Linked DNA regions of Mus musculus: region 1 is linked to region 2. Evidence: chromatin loops called from intact Hi-C (ENCODE). Cell type or tissue: left cerebral cortex. All regions are shown on one strand. Links, peaks and the distances in the headings refer to the core of each region. The heading gives the core; the rest is flanking DNA. Region 1 has its middle 36 kb from the start of Gm45949. Region 2 has its middle 20 kb from the start of Stmnd1.

Region 1 (11,431 bases), core at 3,902-8,901, 160 kb after region 2:
AGAGGACCATAAGGCCAAGAGAATGAAAGAAAGTCTGCAGCTACCCAGGGTGGGAGGTGGGGAGATCTCTAGAAAGTCCCAGAGACCTGAGTTAGGGGAGGCTCCCAGGAGTCAATACAGTTGCCCTTAGCTGAGACAGAGAACAGTGGGAATATGGAACCTGAAGAGACCATCTCCCAAAACTTTGAATTCTTATTGATATTTTTTATAAGGTACTGGGCATTTTGAATGTTACATTCCTGGGTACCGGGTTGTATTCCTTTCCTGTGTGACTTTGTTATGACAAGTGGTTAAGGGACTTCAGTTCAGTTTGGTCCTTTAAGATTTCGAAACCTTGCTAGGACAAGAGCAGAAATGTTGTTATTCTGACTACCAGGGCGAAGGCCTTCTGATTATTGAGCAGTGCCCATTCGTTACAGTCATCACTCCTGTCTCACAGCTGGAGATGTGCTGTTCCCAGCCTTTTGTAAGCTTCAGAGTTTCCATCACTCTTTCTTCCCATTTTATCTCCTGCTGATACATTAGGCAGTGGTTCTCAACCAGTGGGTCATGACCCTTTAGGGGCGGACCCTCTCACAGGAACCGCGTATCAGATATTTACAGTATGAATCATGGCAGTAGCAAAATTACAGTTGTGAAGTAGCAGCAAAAATGATGTTGTGGTTGAGGGTCACCACAACACGAGGAGCAGTACTACTGAAGGATAGCAGCATTAGGAAGGTTGAGAATATCTCTGAATAGCTGTCTTTCTGTCCTGTCCAGGTAAGGGTTTATGGTCAAGATCATTTTAACTTAGAGTCACCTAGGAAGAAGGATCTCAATTGGAGAGTTGGCTAGATCAGGTTGGCCTATGGCCATGTCTGTGGGGCATCGTCACGACTGCTAGCTGATGTAGGAGGACCATGGCCACTATGAGAGGTATCGTCCCTAGGTAGGGAGTCCTCGGTTGTATGGCTGAGATTAAGAAGTGAGCCTATAAGCAGTGTTCCTTCATGGATTCTGCTTCATGTCCCTGTCCCTGTCCTGACTTCCCTCCCTGATAGACTGTGACCTCTGACCAAGAAGTGTAAGATGAAATAAATCCTTTCTTCTCCCAAGGGGTTTTTAGTCAGAATGTTTTATCACAGATGCAAAAATTAAACCAGATCACGTTTCTTCCATCGTTCGTCCTACAAATTGTATCTGGTCTTCAACCTTTGGTTGTCTCAGAGAACTGCTGGGTTTAAGCTGTGGTACTCTGGCCAGCCAACCTCTCCAGGTTATCAACTTCAGAAGTCGTGGGGCGTGGGAAGCCACACTCTGACACTCCCTGTTGCCTGCCCGTCTTAGCTGTGATTCTCTATTTGTCATGGTGGATGGTGAATTCTGTACAAATTCCTCCTCCAGAAGCTGTTCTTATATTTTATGTCACACTATTTACTTTTGCTGTTGTGGGGATAGATTTTTCTTTTGCATGCTCTATTTTATTGCTTTCAGTTGTGTAATGACATTCATGGGTCTGCAATTGCTCTTCTAGTACTCAAGAGCTGAATGGAACCAGGAAGACCAGAAAATAAATGGCAGCCCAATTTGGGTGAATCACTCCAGTATATCAGTTCAAATGGTCTCCAAGCACCTCAGGCTGAGTCTATATGAGAAAATAGCATCCAACCTTTCAGACTATGGCTACCCATGTAGGGTAATAGGCTTATACTGGTTTCATATGTGTTCATATGTGTCTCAGTATGAGCACTAAAATCCCCACATCCTGGCCACTCAGCCCCAGGCAAATGGGGATAGTTGGTCACTATATCCTTCCATATCCACTCCAAAACAGCGTCTGAGTGCATAATCTGTCTTCCACATCCTCACAATTGTAAAGGCTGTGAATATAGGGATCGGATGACTTGTGAGTTATCACTGGTCAATGCTAGGGAACAATGATCCCAACAGTATCTCCTGGATACTGTGCTACAGTTGAAGCATTGTACCCTCCTGCCCTTGATGGTGGGGCTTTAAGCTCCCACTGGCCCAAGACGACTAAGTGTTCTGATGAACACTCCCACTTTTCCTTCAGGATTGACCACTAGCCTCATACTCCTCAAGAGAAGGCCATGGTACAAAGAAAGACCCAGTGAGGCAGGTTGCCCTACATAGTACCCTTAGCTACCTATGGCATCTCTCCATAGGGCATATTAGAAACTCTCTATCCTGTCCATAACCCATGAACTACTATGTAGCTAAACTAAGTCCCTTCATTTGCTTACCAACATAATGTGTTTAAATTTAGTTTCCTGGGTCTCCCTCAGCTTGCTAGGGAGACAGAGTCTCAATCCCTTATCCTCTTACCCCCACCCCCAAATCAGTGCTCTGCCTGGGAATCAGGACGCATTTGTGCCGCCCAAGTCTCCCATTTCCACCACCCCTACTCTCTCCCCATTTTGGGGAACCAAGAGGGATGGCCTTTCTTGTCTTTGCACTCCCTCTGTATTAAATGCTTCTTCTCTGGAGTCTAAGCACGATGTGAAAATGGCCCACCAGCTCTACCTCTTGCTATGTTTAGGAGAGAGATGTATAAAGACAGCGCAATGCTTTTCCATAGCAATACAGCTAAAATCTCTAGATGCAAATGTTAGAAATTCAGCATTCATGTTCCCCTTCCATTTCAACAATGGTCTTTTCATCTCCTTTGAACATCTTCATGCCCAAGCAAAGGCAAATCCCAAAGCAAGAGACTTTGGTACACTCCCAAATAATACTCCTTTACATGTAATTCCTAATACATGGGTGCTTTTGTAAAATTTGAAATATAGTTCTTGCTGACTCCATTCTTTAGAAATTGAACTTTTTAGCATCTTTTGTTTTCTACTAAAGGACTTGTATCCTTTATATTTTGGCTTAACACAATGAGGATTTTTAATTTTAGAGGATCTTTTTATTTTATTTTTTGCTTTATGAATTTTTATTAGTTGTGATTGGTAGAGTATAGAGTACATGTTTGAACCTGTTAGGATTGTATTTCCCAAAGTTCCATGGGTATGAAGAGTTGTCACTAATGACAGAGTCCACCATGAAATATGTTTTAGATATTCAAAATGAATAGGGTTAAACGGACTTTTCGCTAATGTTCTTACAAGGTTTAGAATGTGGATGAATTTTAAGTTCCTGAAGTAGGAAATACACTACATGACAAGTTGATTTGCCTCATCTCCTCTATATCTCTAGTAAAACGTTCACCCCAATCAAGGTATCTGTTGTCAATGTTGAATGTCCTGTGGTTACTCATGAAATCCTGATGGCTCAGAGACTGACCTCTAGGGTTTTCAGTAGGATTCCTCAACCACAGGGTCCCCTTGACTTCAGCCACTGGTAGCCTCTGGCAGATGATGGAGAATGTGAAGCAAGAAAACCCAGTGTAACCACCTCCTACCTCCCTTCCTGAAGGATGTTGGGTGGGCAGTGCCATATTCTTCTCCTAAAGATGGCTCTTAAGGTAATTGCTCTCATGAAGTCATGGCTAAAGCCACAGTTCCCATAGTTACAGCACTCTCTCCTTCCCTGAGACCCTTTAAGGTCCCAACCTGTGGGTCTTGGCCCTTTTGGGGGGTGTCACATGACCCTTTTTCAGGGGTCACATATCAGATATCCTGCATATCAGATATTTACATTATAACTCATATCAAGAGCAAAATTAGAATTATGGAGTAGCAATGAAGATGATTTTACGGTTGGGGAGTCACTACAACATTAGGAACTGTATTAAAAAGTCACAATAATTAGGAAGCTTGAGAACCAGTGCTTTAGGGCCTAGGAGTTGGCTATAATCACCTGCTGTGACAGCGCTTAGCGTGATTCATCATCTCCCACCAGATCCCATGAGACCCTAAGCACAGCTTCATCAAACGCTCACCAGTTACAGCACTGGAGAGAGCCATCTCCTTCCTGTCAGTCTCGTGACTCATACCACCTCCCACAAAGCACTGCGATCAATATATACTTCTCTCTTCTTTCCCCTTAAATCCCCAAATTTTGGTGAGTTAATATGCAAATTTATATTTCACTTCCTTGTTTTAACACGGCATTAATAGCATCAATACTATTTCATGCTGAGAATTTTTTTTTTGCAAGTACCGATGACATCTTGCACTCGGTTCCCTCAAAGATTCTTCAAAGTGTTAAAGAAACTCTTGTTTCGACGGTTTAAATGCTCCCTTGTAGCACTTCTGTGCCAGCAATGTCTGCATTCCTGAGTGTTTTCTTTGGTTAGTCACTCAGTTACCTAGAGTCGTTGTCAAAAAGAATCCATGAGTTGTATATTTTTTTAAGTCATTGCATAGCTTAAAATAACATTATGTTCCCTTCTCAGAACAATGATCTGGCTTCATATAGAATTCATGAATCACCACCCCTCTCTACAGCCTTTGGCTCTCACTTCCAATATCTCCTGTATTTTAAGACCATGAAGAAGGAGTCTGGGGCCGACCCAGTTTTCCCTCGGGCCCGGTATGGCCAACCTGTTCCCCGGTACTGCCAGCCAACATTTCTGTATTTCAGAAAACTCTTCTTCCCACACACGTACACTTTTAAACCGTGAAAATATCCTGCTTTTCAAAGTTTCCCCATGGGACTTAGCATTCAGTGACACTTCTGTCTGCTCCAGTCTTTAACATAATGCTTACAAAATGATGGTGTTTACCAATTGGTCTTGGAGACTTGGCAATAAGGAAGAATGCTTTCTTCTCCTTGAATTACCTTTCCCCTTAGGTTCAGCATGGACAGGTGGTTTTGTAATCTCCGCCCCGCCCACCCCCAGTGGCTTGTGATCTCTTACTCTGCTTAATTATTTTAGTGTTCAGATTTTCCAAGATCTGAATAAGGCAAGTCCCTATGCCCTGAGACATGGTCCTTAGAATCCTGTCGTCAATTCAGAAGGTGATAAAGGGGCAGAGAATCAAATGCCTGTAGTCAAAGTGCCAGCCTTGAGATCATGACACTTTTTGTGGTACTTCTTTATAGCCATGATTACAGTTAGGCATCAGTATACAGATTTCCTTACATAGGTCTTCAAACCTTCCTCCAGGGCACAGGATTTTGTATGCTGAGTTTTATTAGTTTCTGAATTCAGTCATATATATATATATATATATATATATATATATATATATATATATACACAAACTTTGGGGAGAGGTCAGGTATTAAGGCATGATCTATTTGCTGTACATGAGTTCAGTGCAGTGTGCTTATGCAAAAATGTATCTAAAAATACAGCACAGCCTAATGATGTGAGCACCTGTGGGGTGTGTGTGTGTGTGTGTGTGTGTCCCTGTGTAAATACAGTTACTGAGAAATGTCCAGGAAACCGCCTGTTCTTAATTAACACCACAGTGCAGGTGGCATCAGATGGAGCTGGCTATCCAAATCAGATGAAGCCCGAGGCTTGCAAGTGGTTGGTTCTGGGATCACTGAGGTCTAGCAGAACACTGAAAGGGGAAGCAAGCTGGAATGAATTCAAGCTGAAGCCACGCCCACAGCAGGGATTTGCTCTAGCCTCCAACGCAGCAAGACCCTGAGGTGAGGGAGGAGGAAGCCAGGACCCTGGATAGCTCCTAGGCTCGCACTGGTTTGGTAGACATCCTGAACAATCAGGCTTATCTTTAGACCATCACTTTGATTCCCTGTTCTGTCTAGACTCTCAGAGTGCTGCCACCTCCTTATCACCTCTCTATGTAATCAAGTAACCTCTTCCGTCCTCTTCAAAGCTCTTGCAATTGCTGTGCTGAGTGGGCTGGGTTCTTAAGGAATATTCAAATCTCTAGAAGGAGCTGTAAAGACCAGAATGGAGACTCTGGGAAAAACGCCACAAAGCAGGGGAAAAAAAAAAGAAATAATGAATAGTGTGGTCCTCCTTACCTTCACGTGGGTGTTTGAGTCGCCCCTCAGATGCCTCTCTGAAAGTGTGAGGAACACCTGTGTGTAACTCGTACACAACATAGAGGGCTGTGTGGAAGGACACATAAGCCCATATCCTAGCTCCATCCTGCCACTCAGCTTGTGACACATGGTCGTCAGAGATAGCACCCAATGTCCCTGGGCTCTGCCTTCCCCGCCAGGCTGCCACATGCCACCAAGAGATGCAGTTCTCTCTCCTCTCTCTCATTTTGCATAATCAGTTTCTATTCTGTCGCGTTCTCTCACACATGGCGCTCTGAGACTATGCAGGAAAACAGAGGAGATTTTTCAGTTCAGATGAGTAGCATAATTTTACGTTGTGCTCAGCCTGTTTGGTAAATGAAGTCAATTACTCATGGATCTGTCAGAGGAAGAGAAAGACTCGTGGAGGCTTGGCACCTGTTTTTAGCTCCAGAGACCATCTCCTCCTCTCTTTCATCACAGAGACTCATAACAAGTCAAACCATTGTCCTGGGAGTTAATCCTTTTAGATGTCTAACTTTAAAATCCATTGCATGGATTTCTTCAGCTGGTGTTAAAGGATTCCCTCCTTTGAACAGAGACTGAAGGAATGGCCATCCAGAGACCACCCCACCTAGGGATCCATCCCATCTGCAGATACCAAACCCTTACTCTATTACTGATGCCAAGAAACCCTTGCTGACAGGAGCCTGGTATGGCTGTTCCTGAGAGGTTCTACCAGTACCTGACCAATACAGAAGCAGATAGATACTCACAGCCAACCATTGGACCGAGCTGGGGACCCCAATGGAAGAGCTAGGGGAAGGACTAAAGGAGCTGAAGGGGATTGCAACCCCATAAGAAGAACAATATCAACTAACTGGACCGCCCAGAGCTCCAGGGACTAAACTACTCATCAAAGAGTATACATGGAATGATCCATGGCTCCAGATACATATAGAGCAGAGCATGGCGTTATCTGACACCAATGGGAGGGGAGGCCCTTGTTCCTATGGAGGCTTGATGCCCCAGCGTAGGGGGATGCTAGAACAGTGACACTGGAATGGGTGAGTGGGTGGAGGCAAAGGGGAGGGGGAGGAAGGAAGGCAAAATGGGGGGGGGGGTTGTGGAGGGGCTACCAGGAAGGGGAATATTATTTGAAATGTAAATGAATAAAATGATTAATTAAAAATAAACTTCAAGCTACTTACTTCTTTATCAAATTTCTCAAACACCAATGAGTTAACTTCCTTTCCTGTTATGGTCATAAAACATCATGATGAAACCAATTCACAAGAGAAAGGAATCCCACCTCCATCATGGTGAGGGGGTGTGGGTGTCAGGACTTTGAGGTAGCTGGTCATATTGCATCTACAGTCAGGGAGCAGGGTAGTGAATACCTATGCTAAGCTTCCCCTTTCTGTTATGCAGACCAGGACACAAGCTCAGTTTTAGGATGGTTCTCCCCCTCTTGAATAACTTAATCAAGAAAAATCCCTCACGGTCATGCCCAGAGACTACACTGCTTTAAATAATCCCTCGCCAGTGTGCTGGAAGATCTGTCTCTTCGGTGATTCCAAATCCTGTCAAATTGAAAATCAACACTAGTTGTCACAACCACTTACTGCTTGGATCAGAGATTCAGTTTTATCCTTGACAGTACCCAGTCTAGCAAAACCACACCATCTCCAAACCTGAGAAATAACAGTGGGATAGTAATATCATCTCACCTTCCTTGCGAGATCACAGAGAGGAAGAAAGATAGTCTAGAAGAGGGCTTCATGCCCTAAACTCTCAGCAGGGATCTTTCACTGTCCACAGTGTTCCCATGGTCCCCCCAACTTGCTAAAGGTCACACTCTACCAGGCCCTTATAATCTATACACAAAATTTTTCCATTTATTCCTGCTTAATGTGGTGGACTTTCTCTTTTGACTGAGTATGGGTGCCAGTCCTCTCACTGGGCGTGGTCAGCATGGAATAGTAAAATCCAGAAAGCTCGGGACAACGAAGAATCACACAGGAGTGTCAAAAGGGCTAGCAGAGCTTGAATGTCAGTAAATAATTCAGATGCAGAACTGGGGTGGGGAGGTTGTTTGTTTACTTGTTTTTGTCTGTTTGTTTACTCATCAGAGGGCACCCAAGTGGACCTCTTTATCCCCCTTGTCTTGGAAAGGCTGACTATGGTTGTGTTAGGTCTGCAATATTTCCCAGCTAAGTGGCCCTAAGAGTCTCGATGATAAACACTTAGAATTTCTTTCCTTTCACTTCAAGAACTTTAAAAATGGCAAGGTGATTGAAAAGCACTCATGTGGCAACACACATTTGTTTTTTTGTTTTGTTTTGTTTAAAAAAAAGGTTCCAAAATGTTGGAAAATCTGTCCAAATGCTACCTTGTCGTTGTGGAACACCACAAGAGGCCTGGTGAGTTTATGGTACTTTAAAAGACCTGCAAAGTGGATCTGATTCTCGTTTCTTCGTGTGATCAATAGGTGTTTCCATTAGTACCACAAAAAGACTCTTCTCAAACTTCTAGGCAGCACCATCCTAACAGACAAGAAGTAAACAATCCAAAAATAGCTGCTCACTCATTTCCCTGTGTTGAGAGAGGCAGATCTGACCTGTGACGGGAGACTCCTGTCAACCGAGATCTATGGGGGGTTTAAAACCACCTTCCATCTCCCCACAAGCTGGTGGTCATATGGGAGCCATTTAATCAATTTGGGGCTCTGGTTTTCTTCCTCTTCCTGACCACTACCTCCTCAGTCACTCCACTTCCCATGAACACGCCTCCAGGTGGAGGGACTGGGAGAAGAGACATTGATTAACTCAGGCAGGTCAATAGGAGTACTTTCAGCTACCTACACGGATGCAAGAGTGGACGGAGTGTGGTCTGTGAGCCCTCTGTGAACCTCTCATCTCCAGCCATCTCTTCCCCTTTGGTACAGCCACAAATAACTACAGGTGGACCAGACCAGAGTACCTCTAATATAAAAAGTCTATCTATCTATCTATCTATCTATCTATCTATCTATCTATCTATCTATCTATCTATCTCTATCTACATATCTATCTATTCACCTACCTACATATTTATCTTCTATCTATCTGTCTATCTATCTATCTATCTATCTATCTATCTATCTATCTACATATCTATTCACCTACTTACATATCTATCTATCTGTCTATCTATCTATCTGTCTATCTATCTATCTATCTATCTATCTATCTCCACTTTTCTACCTCTATCTCTCTATCTCCCTCTCCCTGTCTCATGTGTGTATGTGTCTCTCTGTGTGTGTGAGTATGTTGGCCCTTAAAGCAGCTTTTATGTACACACTTATTTTTTTCTTGTCTTCCCTTGTTTCTGTGGTTTAGGTTGCCTCTGGTCAACCATGGTCCAAAAAATATTAAATGGAAGACTCCAGGAATAAACAATTCTTTGGGTTTAATATTTTTTATCATAGTATGCTATAACTATTGTCTTATTTTGTTATTAGTTATCACTTTTAGACTCTTCCTGTGTCTAATATATAAGTGAAACCACACCAGATTATATATATATTGTAATCTCAGGTTTCTTGTATCTGCTAGAGTTTTAATATACAAACCATTTAGGGCAGGGACAGCAGCTATAAAGAATGTATCTACTTGGAAGCATCTGCCTTCCCAACAGAAGCTGGTATGACTGGAGGTGAGGGGGACACCCTTTGGTTGCATCCTAGCTGAGACAGCACATTCTTCACCTGACTCTCATTCAGCAAGCAGACTTCCAAGCCCCTGAAAACAAGCTGCTCCCAACATCTGCGGGGAAACAAAGGCAAGGCTGGGGAAGGAACCCAGAGATGAATATTTCAGCAGAACCGTGGGAAGAGATACACTGCAACTTGGGAGCAGCCTTCTGTACCACATGCCATAAATTAGCACAATATAAATTTATACATATTTACACCACATAGTCTCTAACTATATAAATCTTCAATGCTCTGGCTTGAGGAGTAGGTGTAAGGGAACAGTCCATATGCTTGTTCATGTTCCGTGGAGCTCCAGGGAACTTTGTCATTGCATTCTCCCTTCGTGTATAATTGTGTATACATTGCATAGAACATGTTTAGGTACATAGACAATCAACATAGATCGTACAATTACATATGATCATATATTAATCATATGCTTATAAATGCAGTTGTGAGAATAATTGTCATACATACAGTTTGACATGAATAAGTAGTATATAAGTCGAGTTTTGTTTAAATCGGTGCCTAAAGGCAAACCTCTATTTTAGAAAATATTGCCCTGGTTTTTTTTTTTTCCTAAGGCCTTCTCAGGGAAAGAAAAATTAGTTTACTTCAATTGAGCGCTTACCTGGAGAGGACTTAGGTATCCTAACACTGTCAACGACGACGTGTCTATCCGGAGAGTAAACGTTTCACAGGTGCAAAGGCTAATACAAGCACAGTCTCGTGGCCGCATCCCCATGGAAGCGAAAGAGGCGCCAGCACCAGGCTTCACACCTGCCGCTTGAACCTTCTTAGCTGGTGAGAGAGAGAGAGAGAGAGAGAGACCTTGTAGGTGCTGGGGAGAAAGGGACGGTTGAACTCACAGAATTGCTGGGCTTTGTGTCTGGATCTGCCATTTCCTTATGCTCTGAATCTCTCTGCGGAGAGGGTGGATGTGGATTCTCTGAATGTCTAACATATGAAACAAATGCGTGACATGGAGCAGGGAGGAAAGCCCTTCACAACCCTGGTGTCTGTGTGTGTGCTCTCCAGTTATTGTTATGGGTTCTTCTCTAGTTTTCTCAGCAAACAAAACCCATTCAGTTTCTTTAACACTTACAGCTTTCTTGAAAGCAAGCTACATCTGGGTTGTTGTTGACACTCTTTGTTTCAGAAGGAAGCCAGCCAGGGGCTGGAGAGATGACTTAGCATGCATTGTTCCTGCAGAGGTGCTAAGCTCAGGCCCTCTCTTCACACTCACAAGAGCCGGGAGCCCTAGCTCCTCACGATCTGTTGTCTTTGGCCTGTGAGCATGGCACAAACACACACAAACACATACATGCATGCACACACATACACTCATACAGAGATGCGCAGAGAGACACATATATACACAGACTCTGACACTGACAAACACATGCATATACACACATGCATATACACACATGCACACTCACATGCGCGCACACACGCATACACACACACATACATGCACACACCCACATACAGAGATGCACAGAGAAGCACACACATACACAGACTCTGACACTGATACACACACACACACACATGCATACACACACATGCACATACATACATACAGAGACACATAGAGAGACATACACAGACTCTGACACTGACACACAAAGACACACAGACACAGACATAGGCACACACACGTGTACACACACACACACACACACACACACACACACACAGAGTAATGACAGTCTCCAAAGAGTTCTGTGCCTCTGGTTCAGTAGGACTAATCTTTCCCTCTTTGCTCATGAGAGGGTACTATTTACAGCTCATGTGAGA
Region 2 (11,431 bases), core at 3,319-8,318:
TGAAGCAGGAAAAGATGGAACCATAATTCTAGGAGACCAGTGGGACCTTTTCCAGGAATAGTATGCATGTTTGAATTCTAAACCAAGACACTAGCGTTTGTTCTAGTTTCCTTTCTGTTGCTGTGATGAACAACCACAGCAATTTAGAAAGGATTTTTCTGGCACTTCCTCCTTGTCATAGTCTATCACTGAGAGAAGTCCAGGCAGGAACTCAAGCAAGATCTTAAAGGGGAAGTCGTGGACAAACACTGATGGCTGGCTTGTCCTAAGACACATGCTTCATCTCTCCAGGAATGTCACTTCCCAAGTAGGCCGGGCCCTCCTACTATTATTATCAATTAATAATCAATTATAAGTAATCAGTCTTGTTGACCCCAGACATGTCTACAAGCCAATCAGATCTGGTTATTTTCAAAATCAAGACCTCCTTCTCAGGTGACTCTAGGCTGTGTGTCAAATGGACAGTTAAATGTCACCAGGACACATGTTTTATTATTATATCACGTACACTCATAGACTCATAGAATCAGAGAGAATGAATAGGAACATGAGAAATATCAAAAAGATCCGAATGGGCTTTTCTATTTTTTCTTTCTTTTTTCTTTTTCTTTTTTGTTTGTTTGTTTTAAAGACAGGGTTTCTCTGTATAGTCCTGACTGTCCTGGAACTCACTGTGTAGACCAGACTGGCTTCAAATTCACAGAGACCCACCAGCCTCTGTCTCTCAAGTGCTGGGATCAAAGGCATGTTCTACCACGGCCAAGGCCAAATGAACTTTTGAATCTGAAACTTTCATGTATGAGATTTAAAAAAAACAAACTGAATTCAATGGGATTAACAACCTATTAGATACTACTGAGGAAAATATGAGAGACCTAGAAGACATAGCAATGAAATTACTCCAAGTAAAACTTATGAAGGAAAAGATTAAAACCCCCAAAGGTTATCATGCACTGATGGATAACTTCACACACCCCAAATATATATATATATATATGTATGTATAACTGGAAAATACATTGAATGGCATAAAGTCATAGCACAAGACCAGGAAGGGAGAAATGAAAACATAATTGAAGTAAAGAAAAAAAGCATGGTAATATCTTTGGATAAGTTTCCAAAGATTAAAAAACCAATTTCCCCAAACAAACAAAAACAATGCCACAGCACCTTCCCCTCCCCCCTCAAAAAAAACCTACTCTTCCAAGTAACTGACAGGTTAGTTGTGTGTGGTATCTAGCTCATGTCTGCAGTCTCAGCTCTTGGAGGCTGAGGCAGGAGAATAGATGCCAGTTTGAGCTAGCCTGGGGCACATAATGAGTTCTAAGGCAGCCTGGGCTCCTTAATGAGACTTGTCATAGAAGCCTGAAGCCACTTGAACAACAACACTTCCTAAGGACATGTGGCAATGGTTGCCCGTGATTTCAGAAGTCTCGTAGTTGGCAGTAGTTAGTTCTGTGATCTCATACATAATTTTTCCTGTCTGAACATCTAAGCATGGACCTACCAGCTCCTGTTGGATTCTTTTCCAAAACCAAATAGCTATGCCAATTGTTTATTGAGACAGTGCCAGAGAAGGGACAACAATGTTTTCAGGTCTCCTTTAAGAAAAGGGTGCTGGTTGGGGCGGGGGAGACTCCCTTTCTAGCTTTACTCTGAGACAAGTGAAGGTGAGGACTCTCTCCCAGCCCTCTGTGGAAGCTGGAGTCCTTCTGGACTAACAGTGGCTTTTGGGATGCTGCTGCTGTGATTAAGTCACCAAGAGCCACTGGGGGGCGATATCACCGCACCGATACTGAGTGCTACTCTTGCTTTTACTGTGTCCAAAGCTCTGAGTAAACTTAGGTGGTGGGTGATCTGGTGCATCTGTCTATGCTACAATTAAGTCCTAATGCACTAATTATGTCTCCTCTCAAAGTAACAGTGATAATCAGTGGAAGCAGCCAATACAGCCCGGCAGACTTCTGAGCTGGGTGCATTTGCTCCCTTTTCTTGTTTCCCTTTTATAGAGGACTCTTTGGAAGAAAGTGGGAAATGCCTGGGCAGCAGGTGGAGATGCCTAAGAGGCAAGTTTATCAATATACTCGAGACCAGCCACAGGGTGATCTTCCCAGCATCTTTCTCAAAGAAACATGCCTGGAGTCAGACGTTTGGAGTCCTATTTCTAAGAGCTCTGACTATCCTTTAGCTCCTCCATGAGTCTGCTACATTTAATAGAGGCTTCTTAAGTTCCTAATATAGGCTTCAGGTACTGTGTCCTGCAGAGATAGCCGTAAGGATACAATGTAAGCAGTAAGGATACAATGTAAGCAGTAAGGATACAGAGTAGTCCCTGCTCCAAGGTACCAGAGTCTGGTGAGGATGAAGACAACAGATTAATGATCAAATCTCTAGTCTCAAATCCCACAGATGACGTGAGGAAGAGTCTAAGTGCCTGTGAGATGGTCTAGCACAGGAAGGGATGGTCAGAAACTGATATCTGAGGGACAGATGAAGGAGCAATGCTCTAGGTTGTCCCCAAGGAAACCTGGATTAACCAGAGAGACATGATGTCCTTTAATGACAGGGCACTCTCCAGATAATGTTAAGAGTTTGAGATCTTTTTTTTTTAATTTGGAAAATTAAATGTTGAGTGATCCATTCATATCTTTGCAAGGTCAGTCTGGCTTCTGTTTTTGGGAAAAATGTTTGGAAGGGAACTGGGGTCAAAGCAGCGGGAATAACGAAGAGACAGGGAGACAGTCTCATCATCAGGAGACATGTGACAAATGCTTCACAGAGAAGAGAGGACAAAACAGATCCCAGACACACAGTGAGCAAAGCAGGTGAGGCAGGAGCGAGGCGTCAAAGGTGACCCTTTAGCATCTGACGTGGGATGTGGTGGAAGGAGGTGACATTTACTGAACTGGGGAAGAGGGGATGATGAACAGAAGAAGACCGAGGGCTCAGTTTCAAACATGATCATTTTGGATGTCAGGAGACATTCGAGTGGGGGAGGTAAGGGGTTGAGGGAGATGATGTAAGGTCAAGACTCAGTCTTAGGAATCACCAGTGAAAAGCCCCAGAAATAGATGAGATTACCTCAGGGACACTACAGCAAGTGCACTAAGAACCCAGGAGGACCAGCTAAGAACCAGACCTTGTGGCTGGGGGGGGGGGGGGGGCAGTGTATAGAAACGGAGGGAAGATCTTTTCAGATGGAGTCACTTGGGTCAGGAGAACTTTCACAGTACACTCTAGAGTCCCCTCAGTAACTAAAAAACATTATTCAGTTAATCCAAAGGATGTATAATCCAGCTTAAAGTTTGAAAAGGAAATGGCACATGAGAGTCAGAAGTAATATTGATGTCATATTGGATTTCCACAGCTGCGATTGAATGCCGGTCATACACAACCAAAAAGTCGAAGGGTCCATTTGGGCTCACTGTCTTAAAGGATTTTTGTCTGTGGTCATTTGACTTGATGGGTTTGGGCAGCAGAGCACTGGAATGTCTTCGTTTAACTGTTGACAGGAAGTACAGGGAAGCAGACAGGAAGAGGTCAGGGCAAACATACCTCAAAGGGCAGGAGTCTGGCGACCTACTTCTGTAGCCAGGCCTAACATCGTAAGGTTTTCAGAAATTCCTCAAATCGCACCTCCAGCTGAGCGTTCACTCATGAACCCACTGGGGGAACATTTCATAGTGAATCATAACAGATGGGTTGTGGATTTAGACTCGAGAGGTAAAAATTTAAAACTTGGAAGGACGCTTTCAGGATTTTAGAACACTAAACATATCTTTAAACACACAAGTAGAGAACAACTGTCCAGGATAAGAATGATAAATACAACTTTTAGTGTTTAAATCTAAGAACTGTTTCACGGGGACTTGTGGTCTGAGTTCAGCCTTGCAGCTGGGGTGTATGAGCGCTGCTTGGGCAAACAAAGGGGTGGGGCTAGGCTACATACCATCCTTATCACCATCAGGGTGCAGGGATGGCAGAACTGAGCCTAAGATGGGGGCCCCAGCCAGGGTAAGAAACTACGCAGGCTGAGGATCCCTAGTTCCCGGGCACCCAGGTGCTGATAGGAACCTCGAAGAGTTGGGATTGTGATGAGCAGGCAGGGGTTGGGGTGGTAGGGCGAGGATGGGGTGTTGGGGGAATCCAGCTTAGCTCAGGGTGAGTGTCTGGAGTGCTAGAGGCCTTCTGCAGGGGACTTATTTGGTGAGGCTCTGTATGATGAAGCCTCTCTCCTCCCCCATGGCGGTTCTTGATGGGAGAGATGGTCCTTGTCCAAACTATTTACAGGTAGTAGAAAATAGATATGTAGGAGTTACTCAGGGTAGACCAGAGATTTAATACCTTTTACAGAAAGGAAGGTCTGGAAAGAGAAGCTTATTGACCCACCAGGGCCTTTCTAGATACTTCATTAACATGGAGAACTCTTTGCTTTGTACTGTGTCACTAGTTGAAACGATCCCCATGAGGAGTGTCGTGGCCATGTGCCCCAGGACAGGAACCAGGTCAGGAATAGATAAAATGCCTACCATTCTCAGACACGGAAATTACCGGGGTTTCTAAATCCACTCAACCTTCCCAGTTTTTGTCTGGTGACACTGTTCCACCGGCACCACAGGGGCTGGAGCAATTGCTGAGCTGTTATGAGCCCATACTGCTCTTTGCAGAGAACCAGAGTTACATTTCCAGAACCCATATCAGGCGGCTCAAAACTGCCTGAAACTTCAACTCAAGGGGACTCAGCATACTTCTCTGGCCACGCACGCACGCACGCACGCACGCACGCACGCTCGCACGCTCGCAGACACATACAGTCACAAAGCCAAAATGAGTTGACTATCTCCACCAGGGATTCTCCAATGCCACCTCTAGGGATGTAGAGAAACACTTGCCTGTCTGCCCAGACCTTTGGGATGGTCACAATATCTGTGTTTATATCACATAGAACCTGGAAACAGCCCAGATAGCTGTCTCAAGATAACTGATAAAGAAATTGTGGCATATTTACTGAAACCCAACCCAACACACCACCATCTGTAATGGGAAGCGATAAGCTATACCACTGTCTGATACATTTTAGTGGGCAGAAGATTGCTTACCGAGTGTCTAGTCAAAGCCTCAGAACATAAACACGGGCTCTAGAGAATAAACTGTACAAAACAATGGACCAAAATGAGAAACACATAAAGCAGACCCATAGCAGAGTTCTGTTTGATTTTTAGCCATCAGAGCATTTTAAAGGAGATGGCTATAATTACAAGATGTAGCTCCAAGATGTCCCTCAAATGCTTGGGCATGAGACTCCTTGCTTCTCTTTGCAGACAGGGATACTGTGTGAAAAATTTGAGAGGTAATGACTGAGGCTTCAGTGGGCGTGAGAGTCACACAGAAAGCCACGCAGAGAATAGGAACCGTATTTTGGGACTTGGAAGCATGCACATTTTCTACCTTCCCACATGGCATTTAACTCTTAAAGACTGTTCATTTCAGTTCTAGAATGTTCTATTCCACTGTGCTCTGAGTGGTGCATGCAATAAGGATGTGTCTATTTGATGCAACAGACATTGCAAATTGCTTCAGACTATAAATAAGACTATATTAAAACCAGTGGCAGCGTCCGCCTTCAGCTGGCCTGGTGGATCGCTCCACTCCATTAGGCCATTCTCTTGGTGAAATTTGGAGCTGTACAACTGGACTCAAGATTGCATTAATTCTGTCCTTGCCCGGGAAGACATTCCCATCTACGCCTGCTTTCTGTTTGAAGGATGAGTAAAAGGGAGATGTGGAGGTGTTGCTTGCTTCCAGAGCCTAAACTCACAAGTGGAGTCTTCTTGCTTCCTATTCCGTCAGAGTAAATGGTGCTACTATTTTTGGTTCAGTGTTCTTTTCCATTTCTGGTTATCATGATCAGAGAGAGGGGTAGGGAGGAGGGGAAGGAGAAAAGAAATTCTACTTTGTTCCTAAGATACTCTCTGATCTGCCAGGCATCTTGCTGGTTGTTATCCCAGGAACTCTCTCACATGCTATGTCCCTTGGCTGATGATGGTGTGTGTGTGTGTGTGTGTGTGTGTGTATGTGTGTGTGTGTGTGTGTGTGTGTGTGTGTGTTGGTGTATTTGTTTAGCTATTTTATTGAGTTCTTATGTCTACTACCCTTCCAACCTTTATTCTACCCTAATCTACTCCAACCCACAACAGTAGGTAGGAGAGGAAGAAGGTTAGAGGGAGAAAGAGAGTATAGACCTCTTTAGACTACTTCCTGCTGATTAAGGGTCTTGAGTTCCTTGGGGCAAGTTCAATCCCCATGGTCAGGATATCCAATTTCTTCTTGTCTCTTTGCTCAGGACAACTTGGCAAACTGTAGCAGCAGCAACAGCGACCAAGAGCAGCATCAGAGACCAGCATTAGGGGGAGCAGCAGATGTCACAGGCTCTCCTGGGGTTCTCCCATTTATCCCTTCTCCAGAGTCTCCAAGTTTAAACTATCTGCAGCTGCAAAACCCATGCCCCTCCTAGAGAACAACAGTTGTAGCGGCTGTGGACAAACTGAAGCAGCCCATATCCCTTGCCTGGGGTTAAAACAAAACCATGTTCACAGAACATAACTGGGCTTTAAAAGAAACCAAAATCTCACTGCTTGTGTGTATACATGAGTGCACTCGTGTGTGTGTGTGTGTGTGTGTGTGTGTGGTGTGCTCATGCATGCGGATTTGGGTGCACTCGCCCAGGTAGCATGTGTGAAGGCCAGACCTTGACATCTGGATGTCTTTGTCAATTCTTTCTCTACCTTCTTTTTTAAGACAAGGTTTCTCCCTGAGTCCAAAGCCTGTTGCTTCTGGTAGGTTGGCTGACCAGTGAGTCCCCAGGATCTGCCTTTCTCTATCCTTATCAAAAGCACTATGGACACACCCCTCCATGCCTGTCATTTTACATGACTGTTGGAGAGCCGAACTGAGGCCCGCCTGCTTTGCTCAGCAAGCATCTTACCTCCTGAGCCATCTCCCCATTTCCCCAGCCTCTATCCACTGTGTTTTTCATGAAAGAAGCATTGTATACATGCACGGCATATGGGGCAATGTCACCAAGCTCACCTCGGACTTGACACTGACTGTTCCTGAGTGGGGAGAAAAATGGGAAATGATAGTTCAACAAGGGTCCTGAACATGCCCCTTCTGGGTGAACGAGTCCAGCATGGTCCCTCAGACTTCAGTACCTTCGTTCAGCTGTACCTTCTCTCAGAAATGTCTGACTTCTTCATCCACAGGGGTGGGGTGTGTGGAGTGGGATGTAGTGTGTGTGTGTGTGGGGGGGGTGAGTGTAGTGCTAGGTGATGTGGGGGGAAGGGGCTCCTGTTCCTTCAATGGCCAGTGATGTTTTGTTTTGTTTTGTTTTGTTTTGTTTGTTTGTTTGTTTTGTTTCCCTCCGAAGCTTTTATAAAAAAGCCAGGCTTCTCCTCTCTGCTCTCTGGAGACTTCTTGCCCTTCATTCACATAGCCTGCCTGGACCCTGAGACGCTTGAGAGCAGGGATGAACGTGCCCCTCCACAGGTGTGCGTTCCTTACTTTTCTCATTGCTTGATGCGATGCCTAACAAAAGCAGCTTAACAGAGAGGGGGAGGGAGAGAGAGAGAGACAGACAGAAAGACAGAGAGAGACAGAGAGACAGAGATAGAGAGAGACACAGAGAGACACAGAGAGACACACACACAGAGACAGAGAGACAAGAAGGAGAGAGACAGAGATCTAGTTGGTTCACGGTTCAGCAAAAGCATTTTACTATAGCTGAAGAATGGGGTCCTCTCTGAGGTTGCATGAGACTGCTTGCTCCTTCTTGCCAGTTAAGAAGCAGAGAAAAGGACAGGTACTCAGCCAGGGAATATTACACCAATGAAACAGGATGGGTTGTGCTACTTTCCACCCTTCCCAGATCGATCCTTTGCTTCCATTCTTGTGACCTTATTTCCACTACTCTTGATCTATTATCGATGTTTCTTTTACTATCATTGGACCCTCCTTAGCCACAACCCCCACACAAGGTTCTAGAAAGTCGGGTGGGTATCTAGGTGGTCCAGGTGATTTCCTTATCACCCATGCTGTGGGGAATCTGTGATCTGTGGATTATTCCTGCACAGTATCTTCTGCCCCATTACCCGGGAGAGCTAGGTGTTGGCTTTTATTTTGCTTGGCAAGACCAAACAGATACAAAGCTGAACAGTATTCATATTGTATTGAAGTTAAAGGGTGTTATCTCCTCGCTAAGTGAATGGGTTCCCTGCAGATGTTCTTGATTAAATCTACCATTTCTCGTCACTAAGTGTACCACTGTGGACAAGTGAATTGCTTTAGGCAAGGCTTCTACAACAGCATATCAGGCAATTTAAACAACCACTATGAAACCCCTTATAGTTCCAGAGGCTCAAAGCCCAAACTGAAGATGTTCATTCACTCTGTTTCTGATAAGGGTTCTCTTCTTGGCTTGGTTGACCGATCTCTTCTCAAAGATGTAGAGAAAGATAGGAAGGTGGGTAGATAGGTAGATAACAGATAACAGGTAGGTAAGTAGACAGATATGTAGGTAGGTAGGTAGACAGACAGGTAGATAGGTAGACAAGTAGGTAGGTAGATGATAGATATAGATAGATGGAGAGATAGAGATAGATAGATAGATAGAAAATATCATATCTTTCATAGCTCTTCTTATAAAGGCACCAGTACCTCTAATAAGGGCCTCAACCTTATGATTTAATTGTTCCTCCATTCCAGCTCCAAATAAAACATGACATTGGCTACCAAGACTCTGGTACATGGACTCATGGGAACACAAACATTTAGTCTGTCACTTCTTCTCTGCGGTTCAGTTTCCTTATCAGTGAGTGGATCAAGAGTAATGACATTGATTGGGATTATGTCAAGAGAATCCAAATGGATGTTCTTAAAGCTCTTGATAACAAACACTGTGCAACGTCTTGTTGCTGTTGACGACAACGACTCCCAAGTTTGCCAAAGATGAAGAGCTGCATCAAAGGGGATCTGTGTCAGACCAGGTCAGCAAAATGCTAGAGAAATAACATGCAGGAAATAGTCAATATTCTGACACCAGACAAGCCCAAGTTATGCAAAAAAAGGGGGGGGATTAATTGGTCAGGTTTTGAAGTTTAAACCCTCATTTTTTCTGTTTTTAAATTTTGATTGACCAGATGAGGTCCCTCACGTATCTCTGTATTCCGGAACCGCATCTCAAGGATCATTATCTCCAACTAGCTAATGTTCAGCTGTAACAAGCATTACCTTCTAGTTTTAGTTGTTTATTTTATCTTTATTCTTTAGGTTTTATTCTATTTTATGTTTATGAGTGTTTCTCATGCATGGATGTGTGCCATGTTCATGCCCAGTGCCCTCAGAAACAGGGGCATTAGATGCTCTGAAACTTGAGTTGATTCTGTTGTTGTGAGGCAGCATTTGGGTGCTAGGAACTGAACCTGGGTCCTCTTGGAGCACCAAGTATGCCTCAGTGCTAAGACACCTTTCTAGGCTTGCCTTCAGTGTTTAGGATTGCCAGATCTGAAGAACTCCTCTATCCAATGCCCATAACATTCACCTTCTATTACATACATTTTGGTCTCCATCTCAGAAAAGACCCTAAGGACTTACCATGCTGAGACCTGTATTTCAAATGCGTGTTGTTGGTTTTAGTGTAAAGCACCTGATGGTGGGCTCTGAGACACAGATATTAGGGTCACTAAGACGGGAGGAAGAAAAGTCAGTGTTCTGGGTTATTCTCCAGGACTGAGTAGAAGCAAGTTTCTGTGTTTCTGTTGCCTTAGTCTTAGGGCACAAGACAAACTCAACATGTGCTGTGTTAGATGCTGTATGTCCAGACCAACCCTGGAGTAGGGAGTTTATGGTGATCCCATCAAGTAGCATACAGTTTTCTCCTTTGATGAACAAGAGAAGCATGGGAGACTGTTCCTTGGTTAATCCTGGTCCCAAGAACTATTACCAATTTATGGCAACTGGAAGGTTGCTTTTTCTTTCCTGGTGGCCAGCTAGTCTAGCTACTTGGTGAATTCTGGGACAGCAAGAGATTCAGTCTGAGAGAGAGAGAGAGAGAGAGAGAGAGAGAGAGAGAGAGAGAGAGAGAGAGAGAGAGAGGAGAGAGAGAGAGAGAGACAGAGACAGAGAGAGAGAGACAGAGAGAGAGAGAGAGAGAGATGAGGTGGATAATATCTGTGATGGTTTGAATATGCTTGACCCAGGGAGTGGCACTATTAGGAGGTGTGGCCTTGTTGGAGAAAGAATATCATTGTGGGTATGGGATTTTAGACCCTTGTCCAGCTGCCTGAAAGCCAGTCTTCTCCCATTTGCCTTTGGAATAAGAGGTTGAACTCTCAGCTCCTCCTGCACCATGCCTGCCTGGATGCTGCCATGTTCCAGCCTTGATGGTAATGGACTGAACCTCTGAACCTATAAACCAGCCCCAATTAAGTGTTGTCCTTATGAGAGTTGCCTTGGTCATGGTGTCTTCTCATAGCAGTAAAACCCTAGCTAAGACAGTATCCAAGCAATGACATCCAAAGTTGATTATGGCCTCTCCATATATGTGCATACATATCTATGAGCAATCATCCATATATGTGCACTTGCATGTACAAACACACATATGCACACACAGCAGAGATAGAGACAGAGTCATAGACAGTGAGTAAGTGAGAGAGAGAGAGAGAGAGAGAGAGAGAGAGAACCTTGTTGGTCTAATTCATTTTGAACAATTAACAGTAAGCTAAACCTTCAGACATGTTTGCCATCTTGTGTTCTGCCAGCACCATAATCTATCCATTAACCTATAGCCACAGCCTCAATGCAGCGCACATGAGTGCTACTGGTCATGTTTCCTTTTCTAACTTCTGACTGGCTCAGTAGCATGCACCGTTACTTACCCATGCTCCCAGCAATGTGCTCATGATGCCTCCTGATGATTTATCTGACAGCTTGGACCTGTCTCTGCAGTGGAGAACTCAGGTTCAAGTCTACATTTCTCTTCCCAGGCACCCATAATGCACTTAAACCCACTATGCACTCAAGTCCCACTTCCCCTTTCATAGCACATTTGCCTTGTGGGTCCTCACTTTAACTCACCTTTCCATATGAATCTCAGTGTCAGAACAAATGATCTCTATTGTTAATGGCCCCTGGCCTTGACCTTGTCCTGTGGCCAGAGTGTAAGCATAAAGGCTTAAACTTCGGGTGGCTGCAGATCTAGGCCCATCGCTCCTATCTGAGGCTAAGACATGCTAAGATATGCTAAGACATGAGGCTAAGACATCCCCTCTACATTTCATTTACTTCATCTATATAAATATAATGGTTTCTCAGAGACACTGGGGGGAAGTGGTCACCAACCCTTAGCACAGTGTTGGTGCCCAGGACTTGGAAC

The links. Peaks named below come from ENCODE experiments on the same cell type or tissue, not always from the same donor. Only the 100,000 strongest peaks of a DNase experiment are listed, where the experiment ranks them.
Region 1: a loop joins it to region 2, with 2.5 times the contacts of the local background. A loop is called at or near these places in 2 of 42 quality-filtered maps.

Annotation. Positions count from the first base shown.
Region 1 is chr13:46,091,311-46,102,741 of GRCm38, reverse strand. No RefSeq gene overlaps it. Among named protein-coding and RNA genes, the nearest start is that of Gm45949, 36 kb to the right of the region's middle. In left cerebral cortex, for the core only: no CTCF peak of the experiment used is centred there; DNase peaks (open chromatin) are centred at 3,925, 4,478, 5,809 and 6,198; H3K27ac peaks cover 1,583 bases.
Region 2 is chr13:46,248,367-46,259,797 of GRCm38, reverse strand. No RefSeq gene overlaps it. Among named protein-coding and RNA genes, the nearest start is that of Stmnd1, 20 kb to the left of the region's middle. In left cerebral cortex, for the core only: no CTCF peak of the experiment used is centred there; DNase peaks (open chromatin) are centred at 3,720, 5,441 and 5,809; H3K27ac peaks cover 357 bases.